Regions from separate parts of the Homo sapiens genome. Here region 2 is linked to region 1. A link is an interaction called in ENCODE POLR2A ChIA-PET data of the cell type or tissue named here. Cell type or tissue: HepG2. All regions are shown on one strand. Each heading gives the region's core, and the rest is flanking DNA. Links, peaks and the distances in the headings are about the cores only. Region 1 holds the start of LOC124901083 (a long non-coding RNA gene). Region 2 holds the start of MZB1 (marginal zone B and B1 cell specific protein).

Region 1 (11,114 bases), core at 4,900-7,399:
AGGTAGCTCCGGTGAGTGGCTGGAAAGGGATGTTGGGAGCAAAGTGAGTGGCTCCCTGTGTTCTATTTTATTTTCATCCCAGCAGGAGCTACAGTATATAGTCCTATTGCAAAGAGTATGGTTAGTATGCTGCTTAATAACATGATGAAATAGTAAAAGGTTTCCATTAAAGGGGCAAGGAGAGGTGTTAAAGATTATGTAGGTTTTCACTTATCTTTTTTAAGGAGGAAGGGGTTTTTCTTCAGGATCAGTGGTAGGAGCCTTTTTAGTCTGGGATGATTCCTTCCAAAATAGGAGATGCAAGTCCTCCAATGGTTCACAGGTATCAAGGCTGGTCTGGGTGATCTTGGGACTCCTGAGCTGATGGTCCCGCAGGTTCCTCAGGGGATGTCCAAAATTTAACTCGGGTGTGGTGAATCCAAGATTCCACTCCTGCCACCTTAACTGCAGTGGGGGTAGAGAGGATTATTGAGTATGGTCCTTCCCACAAAGAGTCCATAGATGGGGAGGTAGAGAGGAGAGATTTGACCAACACTGGATCTCCAGGTTGAAACAACTCTGTTCCCTTTTCTCTGTGACATCCTTCAGGTAGGTTTTTAAGGTTTTGTTGATATTTTGCCAAAGAAGTTATATCTTTGACCAAGTTGGCCGTTTCCTGATCAAGTAGGAGGTCATTTGTGAGAAAAGGTCGTCCCTACAGCATTTCATATGGACTGAACCCCATTTTGTGAGGAGAATTTCGGATTCTCAACAAGGCCATGGGCAACAGAGTAGGCCATGGCAGATGAGTTTCTTGTGTTAGTTTCCTTAAGTGCCTCTTGAGTGTTTCATTTGCCTTCTAGACCTTCCCTGAGAATTGTGGCCTCCAGGTGCAGTGAAGGTGATATTGTATCCCTAGCGCCCTGGAATTCCCTGAGTTATCATGGCTTTAAAGGCCAGACCATTGTCACTTTGTAAGCTTTGGGGAAGCCCAAGTCTAGGAATTATTTCATGAATTAGGACTTTAATCACTTCCTGAGCCTTCTCTGTCTTGCAGGGGAAAGCTTCTATCCAATTTGTAAAGGTATCAACACAGACAAGCAAGTATCGAAATCCCTTTGACTTAGGCATATGGGTGAAGTCTAACTGCCAGTCCTCTCCAAGATAGTGACCTATTCTTTGTTCCCCCAAAGGGGCCTTATGATGGACAAAGGGATTATTCCTTTGGCACACCTCACAGGCTTTGACTACCTGTAGGATGGTCCGGAGGAGACTTGGCCCTATAAATAGGGATTCAGCCATTTGATGAGTGTTTTCAATACCCATATGAAAAATTTGGTGGAGGGTTTTAAGTATTTTCCACTGGCTAGCTTCAGGTATAAGTATCTTTCCTTCTTCTGTCGTTAACCACCCTGGGGGGAGAAAACTATGCCTCTGTGAAAGTCCCCATTCTGTTTCAGTCGGGGAATACTGGGGCTTAATCTCCTGGAGGGGGTTGTTCCATACCAAGGGTCCTTCCCTAGGTATTTCTAATGGGAGGTTCCACCTGGCAGCAATTTTTGCCTCAGCATCTGCCTGACAGTTTCCTTCTGCCTTTTCTCCTTCACCTTTCTGATGGTTTTGGCAGTGTAAGACTGCCACCTCCTAGTGTTTTTGCACTGCATGCAATAACTCCATAATTTCCTTGTGGTATTTACTGGGGGTTCCCCCAGAGGTTAGGAACTCCCTTTCTTTCCATATTGCAGCATGGGCATGTAGTATTAGATAAGCATACTTGCTATCTGTATACACATTTATTCTTTTTCCCTTTCCCCGTTCTAAGGCTCGGGTAAGTGCCACTAGTTCTGCTAACTGGGCACTGGTCCCTGGGGGAAGAGGCTTACTTTCAAGTACAGTTACATCACTAACTATGGCATAACCTGCCCTTCGTATCCCATTCTCCACAAATGAACTTCCATTGGTATATAGGTTAAGGTCAGGATTAGCTAAGGGGACTTCTAAGAGATCAGCTCGGGCGGCATAAGTCTGGACTATAATTTGTTGGCAGTCATGCTTGATTGGTTCCCCATCCTCTGGGAGAAAAGTGGCAGGGTTGAGGGCCACGCATGTATGTATTTGAAGCACCAGTCCCTCAAGGAGTAGTGCCTGGTATCTAAGTAGGCAGTTGTCTGATAACCATAAACTTCCTTTGGCACCTAGTATGCCATCTACATCATGAGTAGTCCAGACTGTGAGATCCTTTCCTTGTATTATTTTGATAGCCTCTGACACTAAGACAGCCACCACCGCAACTACCCTTAAACAGTGAGGCCAGCCTTTTGCTACTACATCAATTTCCTTATTTAAGTATGCCACTGGTTGTGGGTTGTCCCACAAGTCTGAGTAAGGACTCCAAGAGCTATCCCTGCTCTCTCTGTGATGTATAAAGAGAAGTTTTGTCCTGTGGGAAGGCTTAAACCTGGAGCTTGTACTAGGGCCTGCTTTAAGATTTTGAAGGCTGTTTCTGCCCCTGGTTCCCATTCTTCTAGATGAGTATTTGCCCTCTGGGTCTCCTTGATTAGAGTATAGAGGGGCCTGGCTATCTTGCTGTATCTGGGGATCCATAGTCGGCAAAAGCCAGTGATTCCAAGGAACCCCCGCAACTGTTTTAATGTCTTAGGCTGAGGATCAGCCAGTATAGGCTGTATTCATTCCTTGCTAAGGGCCCTGGTCCCTCTGGCTAAGATTAGGCCTAGATATTTATCCTGCTATAGGCAAGGCTGGGCCTTCGACCTAGATGCCTTGTACCGTTGATTAGCTAGAAAGTTCAAGAGGTCTAGAGTAGCCTGCTGGCATGAGGCTTCTGAACTGGTAGCCAAAAGTAAATCATCCACATACTGAAGGACCAGAGTGCCTGGACTTGAGAAGTGGCCTAGATCTTGGGCCAGTGCCTGACCAAACAAGTGAGGGCTATCCCTAAACCCTTGGGGCAAGACAGTCCATGTAAGTTGGGATGTGTGGTCTGTGGGATCCTCAAAGGCAAAGAGAAGCAGGGAGTCAGAGTGCAGGGGAATATAGAAGAAGGCATCCTTGAGGTCCAGAACAGTGAACAATTCTGCTTCCTCTGGTATTTGAGAGAGCAGGGTATAGGGGTTGGGTACAACTGGATATAGAAGAATTATTGCCTCATTGATGAGTCTAAGATCTCGCGCTAGTCTCCACTGACTGTTCAGTTTTTGTACTCCTAGAATTGGGGTGTTGCAGGGACTGCTGCATTTCCTTACTAAGCCTTGAGCTTTTAAATGTTTAACAATATCCTGTAATCCTTTATGAGCTTCAGGCCTTAAGGGATATTGCCTTTGATAAGGAAAAGTGGTGGGGACTTTTAGCCTGATTTGGACTGGGCAGGCATTTTTTGCCCTTCCAAATTGTCCTTCCAATACCCACATTTCAGGGTTGATTCCTTCCTCAAGTAGGGGACAACAAATGGGTAACTTGTTCCCCATATTCATGTAGATAATAGCTCTAGCTTTGGCTAATATTTCCCTCCCTAATAAGGGTGAGTGTGGGAATTTCAGGCATAACAAGAAAGGGATGTGAAAAGAACAAAGTCTCCCAGTTGCAAGCAAGGAGGTGGGAGAAATACCTGATTACAGGTTGTCCCAGGATTCCTTGGATGGTAATGGACCTTGAGGACAGTCATCTGGGACAGGAGATTAAACTGAGAAGACCATGCCAGTGTCCAAGAGGAAGTCAATTTCCTGGCCCTCAATGATTAAACATACCCAGGGCTCAGTGAGGGTAATGACATGAGCTGGTGCTTGCCCTGGGCACCCTCAGTCCTGTTGTTGGATCATCTAGTTGGGGGCTTCTGGCCCAGAGAACCATTGCACTCTAGGGCCTTTTGCCTTCCAGTGATTGCCAGTGGACATGGATGAGGGGGTGGCTTGTTTCTCACTGGACAATCTTTTTTAAGTGCCCTTGTAAACCATACTGATAACAAGCCCTACTGGGTGATTGGCCTGCTCCATTTTCTGTCCTTTCTGAACCAACAAGGTTTGTTTGTCTGAGGGCCATGACTAAGGCTGTGGCCTTTCTCTGATCTTGCTTTTCCTTTTGGGCCTATTCCTCTTGGTCCCTATTATAGAACGCTGAGGTTACTAAGTTTAATAATGCCTCCAGATTTTGTTCAGGGCCCAGGGCTCACTGTTGGAGCTTTCTCCTGATATCTGTGGCTGATTGGGTAATAAACTTATCTTTTAGAATCAATTGACCCTCTAGTGAGTTGGGTGACAGGGGAGTATATTTTCTTAAGGCCTCCCGTAGCCACTCAAGGAAGGCAGACAGATTTTCTTCCTTTCCTTGAGTTATGGTGGACATCACTGAATAATTCATGGGCTTTTTCCTAATTCTCCTTAGTCCTTCTAGAACACAGGTCAACAGATGTTTACAACTCCAGTCCCCATGATCTGAGTCAAGGTCCTAGTGGGGATCATACTGGGGACGGCTTGCTGACTGGTAGGGAATTTGTCCATTTCTTTAGCTGTCATTCTATCATTTACTTGTCTAAGATACCAGGTACCTCCAAACTCAGCTAAAGCTGCATTCTTTTCATTAAAGGCCAGGGTTTCCTCTAACAATAGCATGACATCTCTCCAAGTGAGATCGAAGGTTTGCCCTAGACCCTATAGGACATCTATGTACTTATCAGGATCATCTGAAAACTTCCCCAGGTCTGCCTTGATCTGCTTTAAATCAGAGAGGGAGAAGTGGACATGTACCCGGGTTGGGCCAAATTCCCCTCCCCCTACAGCTTGAAGAGGACATAACCGATAGCCTGGGGGTTTTTGTGGTCCTTTGGAGATTTCTTTGCTTATTTCCTTCTGGGCAGGGGAGATTAGAGGAGGCTTATCATTAATAGGAAGGGGAGCTATAGGGAGGCTAGGATTTGAGGGTATGCTGAAAGGTCCTCCTGTGGGATGTAAATTGCAAGCTTTGCATAGTTGTCTATTCTCCTTCAATGAAAAGAAAGCTTGGACATAAGGTATTTCAATCCATTTGCCTTCTCTCTTACAGAAAAGGTCAAGCTGCAGGATAGTATTGTAATTTATACTTCCCTCAGGGGGCCATTTTTCCCCATCAGAGAGAATACTGGGGCCACGCCATAGTGCAGACAAAAATGAGCTGCCTCTTTTTCAGGGTTTGCAGGTCAAATTGGTCCTAATGACTGAGGATGCATTTCAAGGGTGAGCCTGTTGATGCCTGAGTGTTTCCCATCTGAAAGACAAAACTGCCCATGGTTTTGGTTTGTTTGTTTCTCCCCCTGCCCAAGAATCTGCAGTGGTCCCTGGACACTGCTGATCGGAATAGTTGCACTCACTGACACAGCAGCAGAAACACCTCTTGCCCAAGAACCCGCAATGGTCCTTGGACCCTGCTGATCAGAATAGTTGCACTCACCAATGCAGTAGCAGAAACACTAGTTTTCCTCCTAGACCACAAGGAGGACTGAGGAAGGTCGGATTTAGTGGCCCTTACCAATGCATTCTTGAAAACCTGCACCGTTGCCTGTCCTCCTAGACCACAAAGAGGACCAAGAAAAATCGGATTTAGTGGCCCTTACTGACGCATTCTCGATAACCTGTTAGAATCCTAAGCATTCTCCTGTTAGTATTGGGACTTTACCCCTGTTCTATAAAGATGCTATGCCCCAAAAATGAAGTGGAGGGCCATACTCTGAGGGAGGGAAGGGATCTCCAGAGTTGGAAGTGTGATGCCTTTTGTCCTCACTTATATGAATAGGAAGGATAAAGGCTCCCCATATCCTAGCTTCTAAGGATATCCTAGCTTTCTAAGGCTCCCCATATCCTAGCTTCAGAAATAGCTTTTGTTAGTCCTGTTTGTCTGAGGAGGGATCCTAGAATTCCAGATATTCCCCCCTACAATGGGGCTTTGGGCAAAAATTATGTCTTTCTGATTGGTGAGACTGGGTGCCTACAGAAGGGACTCTCATGAGTCCTGAAGTTTATACTAGAAATCATTCTTATGGGAGAAACTAGAAAAGCACCAGAGATAGGGAGTGGTTTTTAGAAGCAGGACTAGCCTCAGAGAAGAGAGGCGAGAGGAAGTTTGTCTGACAGGCATTAGGACCCAGGAGGCAAGGGTCAGGATAGATAGGATAGACGGGCGAGTCTCGCTTGGGCGACATGACTTTCAGAGTTCCACTCATGGCCGCAGGGTCAACCAACTTGTCGGGACCTGGGAGCTGAATGGCTTTCCTCTGTGTTGACCCTTGGCTCAGTCCAGAAGTACAGGAAAAGCGGAAGCTGGTTCCAGGCAAACCAACGCTCCCAACTCTGAAGAGTCGGGTGTTGTCAGAGAGCCCTTTCCCAGAAAGCCTGATACTCTTGTCTTTAGTCCGGCGGCCACGCTAGTCGCTTTTAACTGGCTGACAGGTGCCCGGTATTTAGCCCCCAAATTCTAAGGAAAAATAGGACAGAATAGCAAGCGAAAGGGGTCTGATGGTACTCACCACTTGGCGATAGGCGATAGTCCCATCTGGGTAGACAAAATGTGTCTGGAATTGGTTCCTTCTGGTGGGTTCTTGGTCTCACTGACTTCAAGAATGAAGCCGCAGACCCTCACGGTGAGTGTTACAGTTCTTAAAGATGGTGTGTCCAGAGTTTGTTCCTTCAGATGTTCAGATATGTCCGGAGTTTCTTCCTTCTGGTGGGTTCATGATCTTGCTGACTTCAGGAGTGAAGACACGGACCCTCGCAGTGAGTGTTACAGCTCTTAAAGGTAGCACGTCCGGAGTTGTTCATTCCTCTCAATGGGTTCGTGGTCTTGCTGACTTCAGGAGTGAAGCTGCAGACCTTCCCAGTGAGTGTTACAGCTCTTAAAGCTGGCATATCTGGAGTTGTTTGTTCCTCCCAGTGGGTTTGTGGTCTCGCTGGCTTTAGGAGGGAAGCTGCAGACCTTCACAGTGAGTGTTACAGCTCAGAAAGGTAGTGCAGACCCAAAGAGTGAGCAGCAGCAAGATTTATTGCTAAGAGCAAAAGAACAAAGCTTCCATGATGTGGAAGGGGACCCGAGCAGGTTACCACTGCTGGCTCAGGTGGCCAGCTTTTATTCCCTTATTTGGCCCCGCCCACATCCTGCTGATTGGTCCATTTTACAGAGTGCTGATTGGTCCGTTTTTACAGAATGCTGATTGTTGCATTTACAAACCTTTAGCTAGACAGAGCGCTGATTGGTGCATTTTTACAGAGTGCTGATTGGTGCATTTACAAACTTTTAGCTAGACACAGAGTGCTGATTGGTGTGTTTACAATCCTTTAGCTAGACAGAAAAGTTCTCCAAGTCCCCACCCAACCCAGAAGCCCAGCCGGGTTCACCTCTCACTATGAGGGAATCAGCCCAAGATGAAGGAAGAAGCCCCTTTGGGCCCCTGAATGCCATCTCAATGACAGTGTTCAAGGCCCAGATCTAGCCTGATGTGGGTCACCTCTCTTGCAGGCACTGCATTTCCACTAACATGGCCCAAGGAAACATCAGCCTTTGGTTTCTATTTTTTGAGACAGAGTCTCTCTCTATTGCCCAGGCTGGAGTGCAGTGGTGCAATTTCAGCTCACTGAAACCTCTGCCTCCCAGGTTCAAGCGATTCTCCTGTCTCAGCCTCCCAAGTAGCTGGGATTACAGGTGTGCGCCACCATGCCTGGCTAATTTTTGTATTTTTAGTAGAGATGGGGTTTCACCATGTTGGTCAGGCTGGTCTTGAACTCCTGACCTCAAGAGACTCACCTGCTTCAGCCTTCCAAAGTGCTGGGATTACAGACGTGAGCCACCACATCCAGCCAGCATCAGCTTTTTTTTTTTTTTTTTTTCAGACGGAAGTTTGCTCTTGTTGCCAAGGCTAGAGTGTAATGGCACAATCTCAGCTCACTGCAATCTCAGCCTCCCAGGTTCAGGCAATTCTCCTGCCTCAGCCTCCCGAGTAGATAGGACTACAGGCATGTGCCACCATGCCAGGCTAATTTTGTATTTTTAGTAGAGACAGGGTTTCTCCATGTTGGTCAGGCTGGTCTTGAAGTCCTGACCTCAGGTCATCCACCTGCCTCAGCCTCCCAAAGTGCTGGGATTACAGGCGTGAGCCACTGTGTCTGGCCCAGCATCAGCTTTTTGATCATGACTCGAAGTACACCTGTGGCCCTTCAAAGCTCTCAAGGATTCTTCACTCAAACTGCTGAGAGACCAAGATACCCCCATCTTGGGATCACACAGCTGTGTTAATGAACCTAAGACTGAATTTATTTCCATTTTTCTCTTATTCCCTTTTTTCTCTGTTTTGATTATACAAGCAATACACGTTCATTTTAATAAAAAATTTAAAATATAATGTTTATTATCTTATAGTTTCTGAGATTCAGGAATTTGGGAGTGGCTTACCTGGGTAGTTCTGTCTCAGGGTTTCTTATGAAAGTGCAATCAGGATGTCATCCAGGGATGCAATCATCTGGAGGCTTGACTAGGGCTGGGGGTTCACTGCCAAGGTGGCTGGTTCATGGACCTGGCAAGATATTGCCGATTGTTGATAGGAGGCCTTGTAGCTCCACCACTTGGACCTCTTCATGGGGCTGCTTGAGTGTCTTTATGGCAGGGCAGACGACTTTCACCAAAGCAAGTGATCCAAGAAAGAGATCAAAGAAGAAGCCACAGTGCTGTTTAGGACATACTTAGTTCTATATTTGGGAGTGGAATTAGGCTTCCCCTTTTGAAGGGAGAAGTATCAGATAACTTGTGGATTTTTTTTTTTTTTTGGTAGAGACAAAAATCTCACCATGTTGCCCAGGCTGGTCTCGAACTCATGGGCTCAAATAATCCTGCCTCGGCTTTCCAAAGTGCTGGCATTACAGGGATGAGCCACCTCACCAAGCCTGTAGACTTTTTTTTTTTTTTTTTTTTTTTTTGAGACAGAGTCTCGCTCTGTTACGCAGGCTGGAATGTAGTGGGACGATTCCAGGTTCAAGTGACTCTCCTGTCTCAGCCTCCCGAGTAGCTGGGAGGACTACAGGTGACTGCCACCATGCCCGGGTAATTTTTTTTTTTTTTTTTGAGATGGAATTTTGTTCTTGTTGCCAGGCTGGAGTGCAATGGTGTGATCTTGGCTCACCACAACCTCTGCCTCCTGGGTTCAAGCAATTCTCCTGCCTCAGCCTCCAGAGTAGATGGGATTACAGGTACATGCCACCACCCCTGGCTAATTTTTGTATTTTTAGTAGAGATGGGGTTTCTCCATGTTGGTCAGGCTTGTCTCAAACTCCCGACCTCAGGTGATCCACCTGCCTCTGCCTCCCAAAGTTCTTGGATTACAGGCATGACCTACCATGCCCAGGTGTAATTTTTGTATTGTTAGTAGTTACAGGCTTTCACTGTATTGGTCAGGCTGGTCTTAAACTCCTGACCTCAGGTGATCCATTTGCCTCAGCCTCCCAAAGTGCTGGGATTACAGGTGTGAGCCACCATGCCCGGCCTAGACACACCTGTAATCCCAGCTACTTGGGAGGCTGAGGCAGGATAAGCACTTGAACCCAGGAGGCAGAGGTTGCAGTGAGCTGAGATCCTGTCACTGCACTCCAGCCTGAGCGACAGGCTCTGTCTCAAAATAAATAAATAAATAAATAAATAAATAAATAAAACTAAAAATAAAAATTTAAAGGTACAAAAGTGCAAAAGCATATGCAGTTAAAAGTGAGTCTTGGCCAGGTACAGTGGTTCACGCCTGTAATTCCAGTACTTTGGGAGGCCGAGGTGGGCAGATCACTTGAGGCCAGGAGTTCCAGATTAGCCTGGGTAACATGGTAAAACCTCTTCTCTACAAAAGATACAAAATTTAGCTGAGTGTAGTGGTGCACATCTGTGGTCCTAGCTACTCGGGATGCTGAGGTGGAAGAAGCATCTGAGCCCAGGAATTCAAATTCGAGGTGATAGAGTGACCCTGTCTCAAAAAAAAAAAAAAAGACCGGCCATGGTGGCCCACTTCTGTAATCCCAGCACTTCAGGAGGCCGAGGTAGGCAGATCACACGAGGTCAGGAGTTCAAGACCAGCCTGAGCAACATGGTGAAACCCCATCTCTACCAAAAGCACAAAAATTAGCCTTGCATGGTGGCACACATCTGTAATCCCAGCTATTCAGGAGGCTGAGGCAGGAGAATTGCTTGAACCCAGGAGACAGAGGTTGCAGTGATCTGACACAGTGCCCCTGCACTCCAGCCTGGGCAACAGAGATTCTGTCAAAAAAAAAAAAAAAAAAAAAGACATATAGATTAGTGGAAAAGAATTCAGAATCCAGAAATAAACTCTCACATTTACAGTCAGTTGATTTTTTTTCTTTTTTTTAAGCGGGAGTCTCACTCTGTTGCCCAGGCTGGAGTGCAGTGATGTGATCTTGCCTCACTGCTAACTCCGCCTCCCAGGTTCAAGTGATTCTCCTGGCTCAGCCTCCCGAGTAGCTGGGAATACAGACGTGTGCCACCACATCAGGCTAATTTTTGTATTTTTAGTAGAGATGGGGTTTCACCATGTTGGTCAGGCTGGTCTCAAACTCCTGACCTCAAGTGATCTGCCACCTTGGCCTCTCAAAGTGCTGGGGTTACAGGCATAAGCCAACATGCCTGGCCCTGTCACAGTTGATTTTTATTTTCAACAAGGGTGCCAAAATAATTTAATGTGAAAAAGAATAGTCTTTCCGACAAATGGTGCTGGGACAACTGAATATGTACATGGAAAAGAATAAATGTGAATTCCTATCTCACACCATATAAAAAAGAACTCGAAATGGATCAAATACCTAAATATAAGAGCTAGAACTATTTACACTCTTAGAAAAAGACATGGGCATAAATCTTTGTGACTTGCTCAGGCAAGATTTTCTTAGATATGGTACCAAAAGGACAAATAACAAAAGAAAAAGTAGGCTGGGGGCAGTGGCTCACTCCTGTAATCCCAGCATTTTGGGAGGCAGAGGCAGGCGGATCACCTGAGGTTGGGAGTTCGAGACCAGCCTGATTAACATGGAGAAACCCCATCTCTACTAAAAATACAAAATTAGCCAGGCGTGGTGGTGCATGCCTGTAATCCCAGCTACTTGGGAGGC
Region 2 (10,136 bases), core at 2,173-4,672, 120 kb after region 1:
TCCAAGCCCCTACCCTCCTCTCCTTCCGTCGCCTCTGTCTTTAACCCATCCCAGTCAGTCGTCGGACAGGAAGTGATCTTCAGAGAATGAATCTGAGCCCCGAGGCTGGTGGAGCTGGAGTCACCCAGGAAGTGGCTGCCTACTTCCTCCCCCAACAAAATTATGTATCCCTTTCCCAGGCATTCCCAGGGCGTGGTGTGGTGTGGTGTGTGGGTGTGTGTATATGTGTATATGCGGGCAAGCAAATAGGGAAAGTGAGGCATCCCTGGGCTTGTCCCCAGGAGCCGATCAGAGGAGGTGCTGTGGCTGCCGTGGGGCAGCAGGAACGGGAGCAGCAGGAGACAGGGCGGGGAACTGTCTGCCCTCCCTGATGGTGGGCCCAGCTGAGGTGAGGCTGGCCAGTGCCCCTGGTGAGGTGGCAGGAAGGACTCTGGCTGTCGAGTCTGCTCTTAGGAAGAGGAGCTGAGCTTTGGCCCTGGAGGTTACTGGGGGGAAAGTGGCCAGTACAGCCCAGGCCAGGCTGGCTCCGAGAAAGAGCTAAGGCGGGGGACAGCAGGTGGAGGCAAAGCAAGGAATACAGGGAGGGCCTGGGTTGGGGGTTAGCCTGGAACTTGGGGTGGGAAGATGGGGAGCCTGGCCCTCAGAGCTGAGCTGACTCATTTTTGGGCCAGGGGTGGGGCTTCAGTCCCCCACCCCCTACATCGGGAGTAGGTGAAATGGTCATCAGGAAGCTCTGAGAAGAGGGAGGGTTGGGCTCTTGTCCCACAGGAGCCTCTTGACCCCTCTGTGTGGCCAGAAGGTGGGTTAGGGCCAGCAGTAGAAGCGATACCCCTGGTGGAGTATCCAGAGGGATCTGAAGCTCTTGGCAGGTTCCACTCCCCAGTAACAGATGTGGCAACAATGGCCAGAGAGGGGCTGGCCCTACAGACCAGTCACAGCAAGGGACAGGGCCCAGAGCCTGCACTTCAGTTGCCCTGAGATTCCAGGAGCCTCTGAGGGAGATGAGGGGGGTCTGCATGAGGTGGGAGGTGGTGTGCGTGGGGGTCTGTATATAGTTCTGAACCGGAAATGGCTGGCCCTTGCCAGCCTGGTGTGTGATGTGATGAGTTTGGGAAGGACAGTTTCCATGAGAAGCAGTGGCAGGGATGGGGATGGATGCCTTCGTTGTTCCAGGCCTGTCAGGGGGCCCAGGTCCCTAGCAGTCCCTGCCCTCTGCCCTGGACTGGAAGCTGACTAGGAGAGCTACGAATCAGAACAACTGGCCATTTTCTAGCTGGAGATGCCAGCTCCGATGGCATGGAGGGCCCTGGGGCCACCCCAGGTGTCTTTACCTCATCCTGGTGTGTAATAAATCACTGACCATGGAGCCATCATGGCTGAAATAACTGGTGTGAGGTGCCTGATTTCCTGCCACAGCCTCTCAACACCCTCCACAGTGCCCTTCCACGCCTGGGTATGGCCTGGGTGGAGGGGACCTCAGGGCTAGGGAAGGAGACCATGTGTGTCTTGGAAACACTGTAGCATCCCTGTCTCCCTGAACTTGCCTCCCAGGAGGCTGGCAGCCACACCTCATTCCTTCTGGTGGTTGAGTGGCCAGGGAGCCTTGGGGTCAATCAGGCTTGGGTTTCTCAGCATGGCCCCTCTAGCTATGTGGCCTTGGATTTGTCACCTCTCTCTGAGCCTTTGTGTCGGAAGAGGCAGAATAAACATGACAGTCTCATTTCTCAGAAAGGTCAATGAAACAAAAAAAGATGACGGCAGCCAACCAACTCTTCCCACAAGGCACTCAGCACAGTGCCTGCCACTTGGCCAGATCACAGGATGTGGGCAGTATCGGCCCCTATGTGTTCCTGCCTAGGCCCAGCCCCTCTCCTTGCCTCAGTGCTCCCTATCTGTGAAATGGAGCTGAGATGGCTGGAGCCAGGGTCCAGCTAGAGGACAATGCCCACGTGGCATCTTCGGGGCCCTGGAGGAGGGAGTGGGAGGAGGATGGGAGGGGTGAGGTGTCAGTTCCCCATTGGTCTAGGCCAGGTGTTCTGTGGCGGTCCCCACACCACACAAGCACACACACATCTGCACCTCAACCACAGACTACACTTGCTGAACTGGCTCCTGGGGCCATGAGGCTGTCACTGCCACTGCTGCTGCTGCTGCTGGGAGCCTGGGCCATCCCAGGGGGCCTCGGGGACAGGGCGCCACTCACAGCCACAGCCCCACAACTGGATGATGAGGAGATGTACTCAGCCCACATGCCCGCTCACCTGCGCTGTGATGCCTGCAGAGCTGTGGCTTACCAGGTGAGTCCTTCACCACTGTCACCCTGCCCTGCTCACACCCCTTCTCAAGCCAGACCCCTCCACCCACCTCACATTCCACCACCGGCCTTTGATCCCCAATCCCTACCACTGGGCATCAAGCCACAGATGCAGCCTTTCATATATTCCATGCCTCAGTTTACCCATCTGCCTGCCTAACAGCAGACAATCTGGGAGACCTCCTCAGTATTTTGAGACCCCAGGGAATCACTCACTTGTCCTTAGACTTCTCCCTTTCCAGGCCCATCCTTGAGTCCGGACTCCCTCCCCAACCCTGACGGGGCGGCTTTGGCTATGTGTACATGGTGCAAGTGCACACGTGTGAGCGCCTGCACGTGAGTATGCGTGTGTCTGGCTTCACACACACACCTGCTGAGCATGCCTGCGTGCCAGTGTCTCTGTGAGGTGGGGGCCTGGGAGTACTTGTGTGATTGAATATTGGGCTCCAGTTTTTCTTACCTTGCTCTTGTGGTTTAAAATGGCACGTGCCGGCCGGGCGCGGTGGCTCACGCCTGTAATCCCAGCACTTTGGGAGGCTGAGCGGGGCCGATCGCCTGAACTCAGGAGTTCGAGACCAGCCTGGCCAACATGGTGAAACCCCGTCACTACTGAAAATACAAAATTTTAGCCGGGTGTGGTGGCACATACCTGTAGTCCCAGCTACCTGGGAGGCTGAGGGAGAAGAATCACTTGAACCTGGGAGGTGGAGGCTGCAGTGAGCTGAGATCGTACCACTGCACTCCAGCCTGGGCGACGAACGGCGTGAGACTCTCTCTAAATAAATAAATAAATAAAAATAAAATGACACTTGCCACTGGGCAGGTGTGCCCTGGACGAGGGACCCCAGTGCCCAGGCCTCACCTACCACTTCAGCATTTCTTTCCCATCCCCCATCCCCATCCCAGAGAGCTTTGGGGGCTGGGGGAGGGGCCATGCAACAGCCTCACAGGTGCTTCCTGCTCAAACGGCTCTCTTGCCACTTTATTTTCCCCAGAGACTCTGCTCCTATCCTCCCCACCTCCCCCTAACTGAGCAGCAGTCCTGAGGCCCTGCCTCCCAGTCCCTCCTTGTTCCAGATGTGGCAAAATCTGGCAAAGGCAGAGACCAAACTTCATACCTCAAACTCTGGGGGGCGGCGGGAGCTGAGCGAGTTGGTCTACACGGATGTCCTGGACCGGAGCTGCTCCCGGAACTGGCAGGAGTGAGTTGCCAATCCTGCCCCCCACCTCCCTCCTCCAAGGGCAGGCCTGGTGGGTGGAGATTCCCACTCAGCCGCTCACACAACACACACACTCCTCTAGGACTCTGGTCCAAGGGAGGGGCTGGCTGGGATGAAGTCTGGGCTCTGGAGCTGAGAGCAAGTGGGAGAGCAGAGGGCCAGTGGACAAGGTCACCTTGTGACCTTGGGCCAGGGGCTTTCCCTCTCTGAATTCCACAAATGCCCAGCATGTCCAGCTTGCTGTGGAGATGGGTCTCTCCCTGGCTGGGCTCCTGCCAAAACTGTACTCCTCTCCTCTCCACTGCCACCAGCTACGGAGTTCGAGAAGTGGACCAAGTGAAACGTCTCACAGGCCCAGGACTTAGCGAGGGGCCAGAGCCAAGCATCAGCGTGATGGTCACAGGGGGCCCCTGGCCTACCAGGTGATGCCCGGGGCTTGGGGATAGGATGAAGCTCCTGGAGCCTTGGTTTGCCCCACTGTGGGCTGGGCAGCATCTGAGGCTCCTGCTGGGCTCCCCTAGGCTCTCCAGGACATGTTTGCACTACTTGGGGGAGTTTGGAGAAGACCAGATCTATGAAGCCCACCAACAAGGCCGAGGGGCTCTGGAGGCATTGCTATGTGGGGGACCCCAGGGGGCCTGCTCAGAGAAGGTGTCAGCCACAAGAGAAGAGCTCTAGTCCTGGACTCTACCCTCCTCTGAAAGAAGCTGGGGCTTGCTCTGACGGTCTCCACTCCCGTCTGCAGGCAGCCAGGAGGGCAGGAAGCCCTTGCTCTGTGCTGCCATCCTGCCTCCCTCCTCCAGCCTCAGGGCACTCGGGCCTGGGTGGGAGTCAACGCCTTCCCCTCTGGACTCAAATAAAACCCAGTGACCTCACTTCTTTTCTCTGCAAAAGGTGCTTGTGGGGCTGGGAGTGCAGACATTGGTGTTTCTGCTGATGTCCCTTGTGAAAAAAAAAAAAAAACTCTCAAAATCAATTTTTTTTTTTTGAGACAGTCTCACTCTGTCACCCAGGCTGGAGTGCAGTGTTCTTGGCTCGATGCAACCTCCACCTCCCAGGTTCAGGCGATTCTCCCACCTCAGCCTCCTGAGTAGCTGGGATTACAGGCACCCACCATCATGCCCGGCTAATTTTTGTATTTTTAGTAGAGACGGGATTTCACCATGTTGGCCAGGCTGGTCTTGAACTCCTGACCTCAGGTGATCCGCTCGCCTTGGCTTCCCAAAGTGCTGAGATTACAGGCATGAGCCACCGCGCCCGGCCTTCAAAATGCTTTTTCTATTCTCTCACTCGACAACAGCACAGAAGATGGCTGTGACCGAATGCGTGGGGGCTTTCCCCCACACACCAGGCAAGCAATTCTGCAGCTGACACCAGCTGGGTGCCCTCCAAAATTCAATTCTGGCACTATCTACCTGGAGATAGTGTCAGATCCCACAGGCTGAGGGCTCAGTCCACCATTCTGTCCCCCATTCAGACACCAGTTCCAACTCCAGGCCTCTGGAGCTTCTGGCCTACTGGCTTCAAGATGAGGTTCCCACAACCCCCTCTTTTGAGTTCAACTAATTTGCTAGAGTGGTTCGCAGAGCTCAGAGAAACGTTTACCAGTTTATTATAAAGGATGTTACAAAGGATACAGATGCAGAGATGTGTAGGGCAAGGTATGGGGAATGGGCTCGGAGCTTCCATGCCCTCCATGGATGCAACACCGTCCAGGAACCTCCACGTGTTCAGCTATCCAGAAGATCTCTGAACCCTGCAATTTTGAGTTTCTGTGGATAATTCATTACGTAGGTATGATTCATTAAGCCATTGGCCATTGGCGAACAACTTACCCTCCAACCTGTCTGCCCTCCCTTGACTGGGGATGGGGGGTGAGGGGAGGCTGAAATCCTGCCTTGGTCTCTCTGGTGACCAGCCCCTGTCCTGAAGCTACCCTAGGGGCTGCCAGCCATCAGTCAATCATTAGCACACAAGAAGACATCATTTTGGGGATTCTAAGATTTTAGAAATTGTACTCCAGGAAACAGAGGTCAAAGACCAAATATATATTTCACAATATTACATCCCTCCTACAGAAGGCCAAATTTGCATCCCTACAACTTCCAGAGGTAAGAGGGAGCCATCAATGGTGTGGTGATGTAATCGCCCAAAGGGTTCACCTTGCTCAAGCCTAGACAGAGCCGATTGCTCAAGACAGGGGAATTGCAATAAAGACTAATTAACGCAGAGCTGGCTGTGCAGGAGACCAGCGTTTTACTATTACTCAAATCAGTCTCCCCAAGCATTCAGGGAGCAGAGTTTTTAAGGACAACTTGGTGGATGGCGGGGAAGCCAGTGAGCCAGGAGTGCTGATTGGTCAGGACTGAAATCATAGGGAGTTGAAGCTGTCTCCTTGCCTTGAGTCAGTTCCTAGGTGGAGGCCACAAGTCCCAACGAGCCAATTTATGGATCTGGGTGATGCCAGCTGATCTATCAAGTGCAGGGTCTGCAAAGTATCTCAAGCACTGATCTTAGGAGCAGTTTAGAGAGGGTCAGAATCTTGTAACCTCTAGCTGCATGACTCCTAAACCAAAATTTCTCATCTTGTGGCTAATGTTGCTCCATCCTACAAAGGCAATCTAGTCCTCAGGCAAGAAGGAGGTCTGCTTTGAGAAAGGGCTGTTATTGTCTTTGTTTTAGACTATAAACTAAAAACTAAGTTTCTCCCAAGGTTAGTTCAGCCTACACTCAGGAATGAAGAAAGACAACTTGGAGGTTAGAAGCAAGATGGAACTGATTAAGTTAGATCTCTTTCACTGTCTCAGTCATAATTTTGCAAAGGTGGTTTCAGTGACATCCCAGGTCTTCAGAGCCTTCATGAGAAAAGAGAACCAAGGAAAACTGTGCACGCAGGCCACCTTGTGGCACACCTATTCCAGCCACTCCATGCTATCTGCACCCCTCCGAGAACACACGTCTCACTGGGTCTACACCCAATGGCTGTTCATTTTCCACACTCTGCCTTTGACCCCAGCTGGTATGGATGGGCCCTGGGTTTCTGACCAGCCAGATTCAACATTTTGGTTCTCAGTCCTGCTTTCTCTGGAAATTCTTCTGGCTGGGGCTTTTCCTTAGTAAAGAAGCCCTGGACCCCACCTAGGTCTGGGAACTGGAGATCGGTGGCACCAGAACTTTCAGTTTCGTTTGTGAGTGTCTCTGATCTGGCCAAGCCCTGGGAGAGAGACAGAACATTCTAACCCTCATTTTTAGAAATATTTTTATTTTGCACGAGAGCCATGTGCAGGAAGACAATCTAATCCCCCTTTGACAGATGCAGAAACCGAAACTTAGACAACAGAAGGGGTTTGGGCCAAGTCCCTGGCTGAGTAGTAGTAGGGCTGGGAGGGGATTCAGACTTAGGGGACCGGAGAGGCGGGCTGCTGGGGGAATGGAGGTGCCTGGGGCAGGCCCTGGCCACTCCAGCTTCCCTGGGAGCTGCACTCAGCCCCCTCCATCCTTCACCTGTTCCAGGACCTGCCTGAAGCCCCACCATCCGTGGCCTTCACTCAGGAGAGAAACCCTAGACACCAGGAGGAAAGTCAGGGCCCAAGAAACCCACTAAGCTTTCAGGACAGGGTGTGGAGCCGGGCACCCATGACGTGGACCTGTGTTTCTGTGGGGTGATTAGAGAGGCTGCATCAGCTCTGGGTGTGTGGGCCCCTTCATGCTACTGTGGATCTGGGACCGTGTTCTCCACCTTGTTCTCTATGCGTGTTGTGTGGTTTGGGTTGAATTGAGTGTCCATGGAGCCGTATCTGCAGGGGGTCGGGCTTGGTCTCCACAGCACCCTGGGGAGTTCTGGGAGGAGAAGTTGGAGAGAAAAGTGCTGGGGAGTTGCAGAGGCTTCAAACTGGTCCAGCAACTTTGGAAATTGGGAGCAGTAGCCAAGAGGGAGAGGAGAGGACAGGCGGACAGAGGAACAGTGTGGACACCGGCAGGCGGGCGGACTCAGTGCTGTGGCATGAAGCTGCTGCCCAGCTGGAGAGCGGTGCTGCCCCTTGGCCCTTCAGGCAGGGCCTGGCCATGGGCACAGCGACCCAGAAGTAGGTGGGCTCTAGAGTGCTGGGGCTGGGGCAGCCCAGAGGGGAACAGAATGGGGACCTCAGGCCCAGCCCTCACCAGCTGAGGAGCCTGAGTTCTTAGGGCCCCTCCCCATGTCCCCCTCTGCCATCTCAGGCCCTAGGGCCAGGCTGGGCTGGGCCTGCCAGGAGGGGAGACAGGCTGGGCATAGGACTGCCTTCCTGGGCTAGGTGATGGGCAGTCACACAGGGCTTGGTGCATAGAAAGGCCCCACGCTCCATCTAATGCTCCTGCTATCTTTAAATTCTTTATACTTTTGGAATAAAGGCCTCACATTCTTACTTTGCACTGGGTCCCAGAAATTATGTGGCTGGGAGGGGAAAGGGATCTGTGCCCTGACACAGAGTGCAGACCCGGCTGGGCCAGCCTAGGCAGCTCTGCCTGCAGAGGCCCATCTGCTGCCTGCCTCAGGGACCCTGAGGGGTGCAGGGTGGTGAGGGCAAGGCAGCTCAGACCAACCTGAATTTTAGGATTGGTTTCTGCAAACTTGCTATCTGCATGGCTTGGGTCAAATCACATCTACTGAATCTGTTTCCTTCGCTGTTAAAGGGGTTAATACCGCCCAGCACAGGGGTTACTTGGGACAGTGCAGATCCATGTTTCTTGGCACAAGGCCAAGGCCATTCCTCAATAACGAGAATGACTATGATGATGATGATAATGATGAACTAGTTATTAATCAGTGGGGAAGGGCCTCATACAGGGGGTTACATAATAAGTGCCTGTTTCCACTCCCTCTTTCTCCGCTCACCTGGGGCTTGGTAAACTTCTGGTCCTCACCCCCTCGACTCTGGCCCTCTCTTGGGAAACAAGAACAGGTCCAGCGCCCAGGCGCAGATGTGGGCAGGGAAGGGCACATGTGGCAGAGGCTTGGGTGGCTTTTACTGTCCTAGTGAGAGTTAATACATTACCTCTGCCCGGGCCCCCCTTTCGCAATCCAGAGCTGGGCATCTGGTTACAGATTTACTTCAAACAATGCCTGATATGTGGAGTAAAGTCCTCCTCCTTGGCCTTTGTCAAGTCATCCCCTCTTCTCCTCAGGAACTGCTCAAACCTGTGCCCCAAAGATGAGGGCCCAGGAGGACCTCGAGGGCCGGACACAGGTGCTGGGGGCTGGGGGTGGGGGCTAGGGGGGGCAGGGGGGGTGGGGGGCTGGAGGGCCTGTGCAGGCCTTCTTCCTGGAGGCCAGAGATAAACGTTCTGATGAACTTGATAAGAGTGACTGTCCCAAATTGAATGTGGCAACTGGGGGATGGGTGGAGGTGGGGGTGAAGGAGCCTGCAGCTTTGGGACTGGCTGACTCCAGGTTGGGGTTCAGGAGAGGCCTAATCTCCCGGCCAGTGACACCCCAAGGATCTCCAGGGGGCAGAGGTGGGACCGGATTGGACTTGTCCACAGTCTTGAGCCCTCTTGGCCCCCTCTCCTGTGGTCTCCAAGACTTCTGACTTAAGGGTCCACTTCCCTGGCTAAAATGGCAGGTCCTGAGGGCTCTAGAAGCTGGCACAGTAGACTCATCCCTGCGGGAAGCAATGCAAAGTGGGAGAAAACTGTGGCCAGGCCAAGTGGCACCCGGGTGGATGGACTGTTGGGGAGGGCGGGAACCCCGCTCTCAGTTGCTGACAAGCCACTTGGGCTGCCTGATTGATTCTGGGGCAGAATGGATTTTGCCTGTCCCCATCACTTCACCCTAAGCTACTTATCTCTGCTGCCTCCAGCATGAAACCACCAGGGACCCCTCGACCCCGCTACCCACAGAGCCTAAGTTTGACATGTTGTACAAGATCGAGGACGTGCCACCTTGGTACCTGTGCATCCTGCTGGGCTTCCAGGTGGGTCCCCCAGGGCCTCCCCGCCCTCACTCTGCACACTCCCCGGGGACTCCAGCCCCTCCCTGGCCAGCAGGGAGTATCTTGGGTAACAGGAAGAAAAACCTGAGGTCAGCACAGTGGCTGTCAGCAAGCAGGAGTCGGGAAGAGGCTGAATCCTGAAAGAAGATGAACTCCCTGGGGGAGTGTGACGCTTGCCAGGTGGGGTGTTGGTGACAGGGAGCAGAGCCGACTCCACGGAAGCCGCAGGAATATCTTGAGTGGAAATTAGTGACCCCCAGAGTGGTCAGCAGTAGCTCTCTGGGAATCCCTTGTGGGGACTGCCAGTCCTGGGCAGGCAGCCGGTTCCAGGCCCGCTGAGGCAGGCATGAGGACACTAGGTTGTCCCCTCTCCCTGGAGCTCTGGGGTCCTGCCTCATGCACTCTGCTGTCTCCCTCTGCCCAGCACTACCTGACATGCTTCAGTGGTACCATCGCCGTGCCCTTCCTGCTGGCTGAGGCGCTGTGTGTGGGCCACGACCAGCACATGGTTAGTCAGCTCATCGGCACCATCTTCACGTGCGTGGGCATCACCACTCTCATCCAGACCACCGTGGGCATCCGGTGAGCCGCCCAGCCCCCCAACCCGTCCCCCGCCACCCCTCCACTGTGATC

Evidence for each region. Peaks named below come from ENCODE experiments on the same cell type or tissue, not always from the same donor. Only the 100,000 strongest peaks of a DNase experiment are listed, where the experiment ranks them.
Region 2: POLR2A ChIA-PET joins it to region 1 with 10 read pairs; 4 of 35 experiments call an interaction of 5 or more read pairs at or near these places.

The regions. Positions count from the first base shown.
Region 1 is chr5:139,499,190-139,510,303 of GRCh38, reverse strand. LOC124901083 (a long non-coding RNA gene) reads right to left here and starts at 7,062. Exons shown (of 2, transcript XR_007058961.1): 1 at 6,491-7,062; 2 at 1-444. In HepG2, for the core only: no CTCF peak of the experiment used is centred there; DNase peaks (open chromatin) are centred at 5,381, 6,213 and 7,123; H3K4me3 peaks cover 2,044 bases.
Region 2 is chr5:139,381,841-139,391,976 of GRCh38, reverse strand. It overlaps MZB1 (marginal zone B and B1 cell specific protein), which reads left to right and starts at 2,064. Exons shown (of 4, transcript NM_016459.4): 1 at 2,064-2,297; 2 at 3,392-3,516; 3 at 3,846-3,956; 4 at 4,056-4,510. The coding sequence starts at 2,121. The coding sequence ends at 4,212. It overlaps SLC23A1 (solute carrier family 23 member 1), which reads left to right and starts at 8,680. Exons shown (of 15, transcript NM_005847.5): 1 at 8,680-8,759; 2 at 9,372-9,485; 3 at 9,928-10,085. The coding sequence starts at 8,724. PROB1 (proline rich basic protein 1) reads left to right here. Exons shown (of 1, transcript NM_001161546.2): 1 at 1-1,385. RefSeq lists enhancers at 1,898-2,307, 2,284-2,831, 2,832-3,379, 3,380-3,927, 3,948-3,997 and 6 more and silencers at 878-927, 9,320-9,379. In HepG2, for the core only: no CTCF peak of the experiment used is centred there; a DNase peak (open chromatin) is centred at 3,596; H3K4me3 peaks cover 1,078 bases.